Regions from separate parts of the Homo sapiens genome. Here region 1 is linked to region 2. A link is an interaction called in ENCODE POLR2A ChIA-PET data of the cell type or tissue named here. Cell type or tissue: PC-9. All regions are shown on one strand. Links, peaks and the distances in the headings refer to the core of each region. The heading gives the core; the rest is flanking DNA.

Evidence for each region. Peaks named below come from ENCODE experiments on the same cell type or tissue, not always from the same donor. Only the 100,000 strongest peaks of a DNase experiment are listed, where the experiment ranks them.
Region 1: POLR2A ChIA-PET joins it to region 2 with 12 read pairs; 2 of 35 experiments call an interaction of 5 or more read pairs at or near these places.

What each region holds. Positions count from the first base shown.
Region 1 is chr1:204,100,466-204,105,837 of GRCh38, reverse strand. The region is part of intron 1 of SOX13 (SRY-box transcription factor 13); the gene reads right to left. Among named protein-coding and RNA genes, the nearest start is that of SOX13, 30 kb to the right of the region's middle. In PC-9, for the core only: no CTCF peak of the experiment used is centred there; DNase peaks (open chromatin) are centred at 1,047, 1,397, 2,307 and 2,877; H3K4me3 peaks cover 2,841 bases; H3K27ac peaks cover 5,000 bases.
Region 2 is chr1:203,636,109-203,641,480 of GRCh38, reverse strand. The region is part of intron 1 of ATP2B4 (ATPase plasma membrane Ca2+ transporting 4); the gene reads right to left. Among named protein-coding and RNA genes, the nearest start is that of ATP2B4, 12 kb to the right of the region's middle. In PC-9, for the core only: no CTCF peak of the experiment used is centred there; no DNase peak of the experiment used is centred there.

The DNA of each region.
Region 1 (5,372 bases), core at 73-5,072, 460 kb before region 2:
GCTTGGATGGAAGTGCTCCTGCGTGCCCAGTTTCCTCTCTTGCCCAACCTCAACACATTTTATAAACAGAGAAACTGAGGTCAGGAGATGTTGAGTTCACGCAGCTTTTGGGGCAGCACTGCTTCAAGACTGTATAGAATGGCCGGACTCATATCTGTAATCCCAGCACTTTGGGAGGCTGAGGCGGGTTGATCACCTGAGGTCAGGGGTTCAAGACCAGCCTGGCCAACATGGTAAAACCCCATCTCCACTAAAAATACAAAAATTAGCCAGGCATGGTGGTGCATACCTGTAATCCCAGCTACTCAGGAGGCTGAGGCAGGAGAATCGCTCAAACCCAGGAGGCGGAGGTTGCAGTGAGCCAAGATTGCACTGCTGCACTCCAGCCTGGGTGACTGAGGGAGACTCTGTCTCAAAAAAAAAAGAGATTATACAGAGTCAGAGGCCTTCAGCCAGCTGGGGCGCTAAGCGGCATCTCTGCTCTGCCCTCCCTTCCTTCTCAGGAACCCACCTCACAATCCCTCTTCCATTCTTCTTCCTCTGTGGTCTTATCTCACCCAAGTGAGCATCCTTAAGAAGTGAAGACCTCTAAGGAGAGGGCTCCAGCCATCTTCGCCCTTGACATGCAGAGCCTTGAGTCTCAGCTTGTGCCTACCAGGCCCCGAGGCCCCCAAATCCAGCACCTGAGACAAGGTATAGAGAGGCACCCGCCTCCATGGAGGGACAGTGGCTCAAAGCATGGCGCTTATATGACAAAGCCCGCTGCAGGTGCCGATCCTCTTCCTCTCTCCTCCCCACAACCAGCCCTGTCACGGCCCCTCTGAACCCCACCAACCCACAGGCGCACACAAACCTAGCCCCTTTCTGCCCAAAACAAATCACCAGCCACTTCCTCTTCTAACCAGTCAACAACTGACCCTGTTGGATTGGAATCAAAGGAGTTTTTACTGTCAGTCCTTCCTCCCTCCACAACGACAGCCTTCCCCCACCCTACAAAAAATATCTAGATGAAGATAAAGATAGAGATAAATTCCAGTCATCGTAGCATGACGGGTGACTCAGACCCTGGGGTACAGGAAGCCTGAACAGACAGGCAGACCCTCTGAGAGGGCCAATGGCTACACTTCCCCGCTGGGCACACACTAATCCCCCTCCACTGCTGGCTCCCACTCCCAAGCTTGCTCTGAGTGGGTGGTGCCAAGGGGCATCACCAGGGAAAGAGATCCATGCAGCAGGGGTGGGGCAGGGCTTGAGTCCCAGGGGAATGCCACTTCCTCTGAAAGCCCCCAGAGAGCTGAGAACCTCAGGCTGCCCTAAACAATAGGCCAAGGCGTGGGTGCCCAGAACAGTGCCCCGGTGCCACATCCTGCCATTCTTCTCACAGACCACACCCTGCCACCCTTCCTGGCTACACCCGATCCTATCTCTAATGTTTACTCAGAGCTGGGAGCTGGACTGGCTGCAGGCTTGGGACAAAGCTTTCCTGCGAGTCCCTCTCACCCTTTCCAGCCTCTGTGAGCCCTGGGGGGTATCAGATCCAGGGCACGGCCGGTCTGGTCTAGCCCAGCTCAGGGGGGCCACAGCCAACACTCCCTCGGCTGTTTCCAGGCTGGTCAGGGTGGCATTCACCTGGTAGAGTGGCCAACATCAGACAGAGGCTGGGTCAACTCCCAAGCATGGGAGAAGAGGCACTTCCCCACAGCACCTCAGGTACAGAATCACAGTCCAGCCTGAGCTTCTGTGGCTGCCGGGACTCAGCTGACCCTGGCCCAAGGGCACAAAGGAAAACAGTGGCCAGGGAGAGACTGTAGCTGTGATGTTCCCACCTGGTCCTCAGGCCTCAGAGGCACCTGAGTCTTCTCCCAACCCAGTGAGTGGGTCGAGAAAGAGACAGATGGGACTGCTTGAAAGCGCCATTGAGGCTCCCAGTGTGATGTGTGCCTCCAGAAGGTCCCAAACCGAGAAGAGGTCAACAGTGTCTCTAGGAGGCCCTTCTCTGGAGGCCTTCCTGCCTCTAGAACCCAAGCCTGTCTCCAGGTTCTCCTGCACCCCAACAGTGCTAGAAGGCAGGGGTAGGCCTCATCCTTGTTTCCCAATGGCAAGGCCAAGCCTGTGTCCTGGACAGGTGAGCACATCTGGCTTCCTGCAGGGACAGTGCCCAGCCTAGGGCTGGGAGATGCAGAAATTGTGCAGCTGAGGCTGACTGGCCATGTCAAAGGCCCCTTGGGGGATAGCCCTGAATACTGACCAAAGGAATGGGAGGCAAAAAGCAAGCATGCAATGCTACAGCACTTACTTGGCTGCAAGCACTAAGTGAAAGGCTCTTCATTCACATTCCTGCTTAATCCTCACAAGAACACTACAAAGACTAAGGCTCGGGGGCTAGAACGTCCTACTGAGGGCCCAGCAGAAGTAGCATTTGAACTCAGGCCTCGCTGATGTCTAAATCCACATCCTTTCATTTATCAGCTGATGCCCTGGCCACTCTCCTCGGTGCAAAATAACAGGCTCTGGTCCAGCAGAGATAGAATGGCCACTGTCTTCACCTCTTACAGGATTGCAGTTGTTTCTGACTTGAGTCATAGCCAAGGAAAACTTAGTCAAAAGAAACCCAGGCAGCTCTGGCAAGTTGGGGGAAAGACTTCACCTCTCAAAACCCCCATTTCTTCATGTGTAAAATAGAGATTCCAAGAACTATTTTGTGAGTAAGAGATAAGGTATAATTACAGAATCTGGTACAGAATATATGTTCAGGGAAGGAGGTAAGGAGAAAGAGCCCTAAAGCAGGAAGGAGTCCCTCTCCCTCCCTGCCCCCAGGGCAAGGGGGAGAAGGACTCACACCCTATTCTCCTCCCCAGCCAGCCCAGCTCTTCCGGAGGCAGGTGGGTGGGTGTGATGACCCAGCATTGCTGGGAGGCATCCTGGTGTGGCTAATGGAAAAAGGACTTTGTCACATGGACCTGTGTCTGAAGACTGGCTCTATTATATACCACTAGATGTGTGGCCATGGGGAAGTTTCAGTTTCTCTATCTCTAAAATGGGAACAAATAACACCTACCCCATAGAGATAGAGAAGACTGAATATGATGGTGTTTGTGAAAATCAAAAAAATGTTTGCTCCCTGACCCACCGCCACCCCCTTCCCCCACATGGTCAAACAAGCAGAAGACATGCACCTGCAGAACACCAGGGCCCGCCACCCTCTTCCTCCTCCATCTGCTCCATGTAGGTCTCCCTCCCTAGCCTAGGTTATCAGTTTTCTGAATGCCCTGTTGATGTCCCCAACCACCCTGGAAGCCCCAGCAGGTGCCCCACAGTGCAAACAGGCGGAAAGGCTACAAATCTGCCAAGGAAGCCCCACATTCGCAGCGCCACCGCTTATCTGGCCAAGCCACGGTGCCTTCCCTTCCCCGGCTGATGACACAAAAGCTCTGCAGAACTCATGAGCTCCCTCATTTCCTCTGGAGCCCACAAGGGTGAAGTGCTATATCATTAACCCTTGCGTTCTCCTGCCAACCCCAGAGGGAGAGGAAGGTGGGGACCATAGGGATGACTACAGACAGCGGAAAGGACAAGCGCAACTAGTCTGCAAACAGCCATGTTTACCCGCCAGGCTGATGAAATCTCACCTTTGCCAAACACTCCTTCTCCCAGTACTGGGGTGGGCTGGGCATTATCGGCTTTTGCTTTGTGACAAGTCTAAGCCATGTAGACTAAGCCCTCATAGTACATGGTGAAATGAGGCTCTGGGAGACACGCAGCATTGGTTCAAACCCAGCATCCGTCTTAACTAGCCAACTAGTTTAACTCTCTCAGCCTCACCATGTTGCCCAGGCTGGTCCTGAACTCCTGGGCTCAAATGACCCTCCTGCCTTTATCTGTAACTGGGGCAAATAGTAATATATACTCACTAGTGGGGTTTCAAAGAGTAAACGAGATAACACAGGCAAAGCCCAGTGCCTGGCACACAGCCGTGATGAACAACTGTAATGGGCATTTTACCATTGTCATCTAGATTAGGAGGTGAAGGGTGGAAAATTGGGAAGCAGCTGGGCTCTAGGTAGCCCAGTGAATACTTGAGACTTAACCTCTTTACACCTCAGATTCATTGTCTGAAATGGGGGCTAACAATACCTACCTCTTATGCTTGCTAGAGAACTGATAAGTTATTATATAGAAAATACTTAGCCCAATGCCTGGCACAAAGCAGATTGGCACTTAGTATTGTGGTGGCTGAATGAAGGACTGTGTTTCCAGGAAACCTCTACCAGCCAGACCACTCAGCCCCAAACCAGTATGTTTCCAAGGCCTCCTGCCACTTTTTTTTTTTTTTAAATAAAGAGGGAATCTCGCTATGTTGCCCAGGCTGGTTTGAACAGCTGGGCTCACGTGATCCTCCTGTCTCAGCCTCCCAAAATGCTAGGATTATAGGTGTTAGCCACCGCGCCCAGCCATCTAAGGCCCTTCTTAAATGCATTTCAAATATCAGCCTCTACCCATCTGTGAGCCCACAGCCCACTCCCAAAGTGGGCACTTCCACACAGCATCCTGGGATCCCAAGGGCTCAGGAAAGGTTTCTCTCCCCTTCCCACCTCAGGCACCCAACTCATTGCAGAGGCAGGAGAAATGGGTCCACGATCCAGATGGGTAAGTGGTACAAGAAAGGAAGAGAAGTCAGTAAATTTCATTCACCCAGAAAGCCACCAGGCAGTGTTGACAGGAGCACAGCCTTGAATGCAAACAGTCAGCAAACAACTTTGGCCTCCTCCTCTCCTCCCTGGGATTGTCTCCCTAACACTCCAGAAAAAATATATACCTTGACAGAAGGTCTAGGGGCTCCCTAAGAGATTCAAGCATCCAGCTCCCAGCTTGGCCAGCCCTTGAGGAGGTGAGCAGCAGCTCTATGATCATGGCAGCCAAGGCTCTAGGCCAGACTGGCACACCGGCCTCCCGTTGGCACAGCCCGCTTAAGCCTAAGGTGTCCCCCATCCCAGGGGTTCTTGGTGGAATGACACTCATGCCTCATGTAAGCCTAATCACCACCAGCTCCCCTAACACAGGCTCGCTCATCGGACACCCCAGTTTAGCAGCTCTTCCTCAGGCAGCATTCATTCTTCCAGTGAACAACGCGTTCCGTTCTTTTTCTCTCCAAAGGCTGCGTTTCCTCTCCCATTATCTACCCTATCGTCAGCCAAGCCCGCCACTAAAGCAAGTTTTCTTTTTCGATTTTGTTATTTCATGGTCCTCTTTATTTATGGGTGGCTGTTTGTTTTTCCTGGCTTTGGCGCCTTTTCAATAAGGGCAGGGAAGGAAGGGGAGAAGCAGCTTAATCTACTATAATGCTCATCAAACAATCCCCAAAGCAGCCAGCT
Region 2 (5,372 bases), core at 238-5,237:
GAGAGAGTCTGGTGTGGTGAAGAATGTAGTTGGGTTGAATCAACCTAAAGCCAATGAATTTTCCCTCTAGAAATGTCTGCTCCCACCCCTAGACCTGATGAAAAAGATAGGCCTGATTAGTCTCCCTCCCCTGCCACAAGCCACAGATCACTGGAGTGCAGAGGACATCAGATCTAAGCTGGAATCAGCATCTGTTGGCGTTTGGACTGAGAGACCGAGTTAATTTACTTCGGAGAGCTAAGTGGGAAGGCCACATGGACTGACAGATGGAACCTACTGCCTGGTTCACCCACAATGGGTCCTGTGCTTGTGGATGAAAGAGCAGGAGCCCATCTGTGAAGAAGAGAGTGCTACAGCTCCAGGATGTAGGTGTGGCTCACAGAGGGGCTACACTTCCCACACCTAAGTTCTGTGCTATTTCCCTGTAATGGCCTAATAAAGCTCCCTTTTACTTTTGCTTCTCTGAGTAGGCTTCTATTCTCACAACCAGATGATCTCCAAGAAAAAGCCTGTACCTGTCTCAGAAGGTGGTTGTTGTGACATAATTTGGAAGCATCTGGCATTTAGTCGACATTCAATAAATGCTGTTGAAACTTCCCATGTTCTTGTCAACCAGTCAGTCACTCAGCCATGGAAAGAGGAAATCTATAAATGGGCTAAACTAAGGGTGCATCTTAGCCTTATGGTTTATGAACATCTTTATCATGTGGAAAATGAAGACAATGCTAATATCGACCTCACTGTTCACTGAGAATATTAAATGAGATGATTCAAGTTTAATACCTATCACATAAATAATAAATGTTAGCTCGATTATTACTTCTACCAATGTCATTGTTATTTAAGATGTGACAAGAGCAGGGTGCAGTGGCTCACACCTCTAATCCCAGCACTCTGGGGGGCCAAGGTGGGCAGATTGCTTGAGACCAGGAGTTTGAGACCAGCCTGGGCAACATGGCGAAACCCCACCTCTACTAAAAATTCAAAAAAAAAAAATTAGCTGGGCATGGTGGCACGCACTTGTAGTCCCAGTTACAAGGGAGGCTGAGGTGGGAGAATCACCTGATCCTAGGAAGTTGAGGTTGCAGTGAGCCATGATTGTGCCACTGTACTCCAGCCTGGGCGATGGGAGTGAAACCCTGTCTCAAAAAAGGATGCAACAAGTGTTTTAGATCTTGATCTAAGCAAGGAGGGAGGATGCAGTGAGAGCAGGAGTGGGAACACACAGAGAACAGGAGGATGTTCTTGGGAGTGGGGTCAAGGGGTTGGGCAGTCAAGAGAAGGAACTGAGATGAAGAGTGGGGAATAGGAAGAGGGGGTCACCGGAATAATAAGCTTTACGTATATCTAGCACTTTAATGTTTATGGGATGCTTTTACCTACAATACCTTATTTGTCTGTCATAACACTCTATGGGGTAAGTAATGAAAGGCGATATTATACAAACTTTAAAGAGGGCAAAACTCAGGCTAGGTGCAGATGTGTACAGCATGTACCAACTGAAGCTAAATCCACTCCTTTATCCTTTATACCACATTGCCTCTGAAAATAGGGATTAAGAGGCTGAAATGAGAGGTAAAGACTGGAGGAGGAACTGGAGGGCTTCTCTGGAGAGGTATTGTTCTATTTCTCAGTACCATTTGGATTCCTCTGGGCATCCCAGCAACAGAACATCTCCACCCCATCAGAGGCAGAGGCTCCGGATATAAGCAGGGGATGGTAAAGTCAGGTAACACTGGGAGGCCAACCGAGCGGCTGAATAAACCAGGCTGGACCCACACCCAGCTTCGGCACCATGCCCTGGTCCAGGAGAAGGCTTTCTTCAGCAAAGGACAAGCGCAAGCCCTTTACCATTCAGGCCATGGTCTCACTGCTAACACCAGGGGCTGCCCTGCAATGATATCTAAGGCCCCTACCAGCTCAGTTGTGCGTCGGGTCTAGATCTTACCTCCCTGAAGTCAAGGGTTAAATGTGCTCTCCAGGGAAACAGATGCAAACTCCCTAGAGCACTACCAACAAGCGGGGCTTGCTGTGAGTCCCCAGGCTTGGGACAATCATCCCTGAGCTTAACATCAGTGATGCTGAGCCCTTCCTTTGCCTCCCGGATACCACTTCTTCCCAAACCCTTAACATAGTGCTTGGCATATGGTCTGTGCTCGCTTCATGTTTGTTGGATAAATAAATGGATAAGTGAACAAGCAAATGAATGACAGATTGGCTCTGGCAATCAAATCAGCCTGTGCTGTCACATTATGGTGGCCCCGCCCTCTTGACTCTTAGATCCCAAATCAGAGCTCAGCAGCCAACCTGACTTAGTCAGCTGCTAAGGAAGGATGGAGTTAATAGTGCTTCCCCTCCTTCCCCTCTGCACTTCCTCTGACCTTTTGGAGGAGGCACACCCTGAGGAAAGCGTAGGGCCAAGAATACCCCGGCAGGAGGAGATCTCTGCACACCTCTTCCCAGGACTTCTGCTTCCCCTCTCAATTACTCTGCCTCTCTCAGCTCAAGGCCCAGTGTGCGAGGAGGAGCCATGGAGGGGACTGTTAGGAGCTGCACGGTGATACGGGCAGTGCCAAATACTTCTTTGCATTTTCTGTGTGCTAATGACCTTAATTGTTAATAATAACAGCAACAGTAACAATCATGCCACCAGCACCTTTATGGTTTCTAGAATCTGTCTTCCAAACTGCTCCTAGCACATGACCTCACATCAACCTTGGAGGGACGGGGATAGTTCTCTCTGCCATGTGGGTAGAGACATTGGGAACCAGGGAAGTTTGGTGTTGATCTGGTCACACAGTGTTGCAGTGATGGGGTCGAGGTCCCAGTCTTGGAGTGGGGAGAACTAGGCTGTACCCCCACCTCTGCCTCAAACTAACCCAGTGTCTTTGGGCAAGTCTCGAGGTGCCAGTTCTCTGTCCATCTCAAATGCTCTGTCTCAGTAAAATGAGCCTGGTGACAAGCCCAAAGCCTGGTGACCGTCCTCCCCTGTACAAGGTCAGAAAGCTCCTGGAATGGATGCTTGCTGCTTGCTGTGCCTGTCCTTGCATCCTAACAGATGTCGTACGAGTGCTCCCCACAAAGAAGGCTGTAATATGGACAGCAGGGAGAAAACATCAAAAAATCATCCTAATGGTCCATAAGTGCCAGGAAAGCAGACAGGTGGCAGGCCGCTGCTGAGGCCAGATGCCATCCTGCCCACAGTACCGGTACTGGCTCAGACAAAGGCTGGAGGCCTTCCAGCGAGTGGGATCAGACAGCCTCCCTCACCTGCCAGAGTATCCGATTCTCCAGGATGCTCTGAGTGTCCTCAGTCGGGTGGTAGCAGCACACCCCTTCCTCCCCATCTCCCCTCCCCTCCTCCATCAAATCTGTCCTTTCTCTTTAAAATCCTGTTTGGCAATCACCTCCTCCATGAATAATTTCCAGTTGAGCCCTGCCAAATTCTAGTCTCCCCATTCCCACTAAGACCCCTTCAGCCCCCAGCCATCCTATTAGCAGTTACCAGCCATCACTAGGTCATGTGTCCCTGCACCAGATGAGATTTCAAGTGTGTGTTCCCGCTCTTGTATCCCACTAGACAGAGGATGAATAGGGCCAGTATTTCCATTTCCTCCTTTCTTAAATTTTCCTCCGTCTTCAGCTCCCAAGATAGGAAGCAGGGCATTTGGGACACAAGAAAAGCAGACTATAGATGGATGATACATTCCTCTCTACCTTGGGCAGCTTCCCTGGCCAGTTGCCAGGAAGGCTAATGCTAGAATCTCAACCAGAGTCCAAACAAGGGCTCTGCCAACATGTCTACCTCTAGGGCTGAAAGTCTGGATTGGCAAGGAGGGTAAGCTGGCCTAGCAGCTGGCAACTTTGCCTGAATTTCTAATCCAACCCACAGCTCAGATGAAAACCTAATCTCTGCAGCTCACAACACTGACTGTAATGCCACTGACATTATTCCAGTGTCGAATAATATTGTTAGGTGAGCTACATGAAATTGCCTTTGTAGGTCAAAAGTGGTTGTATATTGGCTTTTTTTTTTTTTTTTTTTGAGACAGAGTCTTGCTCTGTCACCCAGGCTGGAGTGCAGTGGTGCGATCTCGGCTCACTGCAGGCTCCGCCCCCCCCCGGGGGTTCACGCCATTCTCCTGCCTCAGCCTCCCCAGTAGCTGGGACTACAGGCGCCTGCCACCTCGCCCGGCTAATTTTTTCTATTTTTAGTAGAGACGGGGCTTCACCGTGTTAGCCAGGATGGTTTCAATCTCCTGACCTCGTGATCCGCCTGCCTCGGCCTTCCAAAGTGCTGGGATTACAGGCGTGAGCCACCGCACCCAGCCGTATATTGGCATTTTCATATGGTTCAATATAATAACTTTTGGGGGGATTATGTGCCCTAGGAAACTTTGTGAAAGTTTGAATTTCTCTACCTCTAGCTAATATTCCTTAGTTTCTGGCCTAGGACATAGCAGAATTACGGCCTTGGAAGGTACTTCCTAATTGAAGTTCCCGGCAGGTGGAGGTGGGAAATCTTAGAACCTGTTCTACTCCCAAACATCAATGGTGGCAGTTCAAAGCCATATGCTTTTTGGCCTCTTTTCCCCTGGTCATCCTGGGCAGAAGGATGGGACTTGGCTGCAAATTGTTACATTGTGCTAGACTCTATCTGTGATAAAAGAGTTTGGTTTGGGCATTGAGAGTTTTACTCCTTTGTCTTCTATAGAAGAGGAGGGTCTTGAATCAGGAATGTCTGTATGTCCAAACTTGGTTTCATGTAACAGTGCAGTTGATGAAGGCCCAGAGATATCCCCTGCTTCAATCAAGGTTACACAGCAGACAAGAGTCCAGATTACCAGTTTTCTGACTCCCAGTCCCGTGCTCTTCTGGCAAGCCTGGCAGCCCACTAGAACAAACTCCTCCCTGTCTGCCCCCTTCCAACTTCCTGGCTCCCGCTCTTTCAGGCTCCCTCACCAACACAGAAGGGGAATTGACTAAAGGATTAATAGCCGTCACCTACATGAGCCTACGTAAAAAGAGCCCTGAGTCATGTAGGGCCTAGCCCCAGGGTTTCCAGGAGAAGAGAGGGAGAAAAAGAGAGAGAGAAGCCATCCTGGAAACTCAATCTCTCTCCAGAGCGACGATCAGGATGGGGAGGCGGGGGTGGGTAGCACAATGATTTGGGTCAATGACAGGACAGCCAGGTGTGCTGCCCTTGCCAAGGGAGTGCCTAGAAGGCCTTGCTTAGCTCAGGCATGAAGGCTCCAGGCAGGCACTGCTTGCTGGTTTCTTTCAGAATCACCTAATTAGAGAATTCTAAGGGACACTAAAGGTTTGGTCAGCAACAATCTCTGGGCTGTTTGGTGAATTTCTTCTCTTACAGC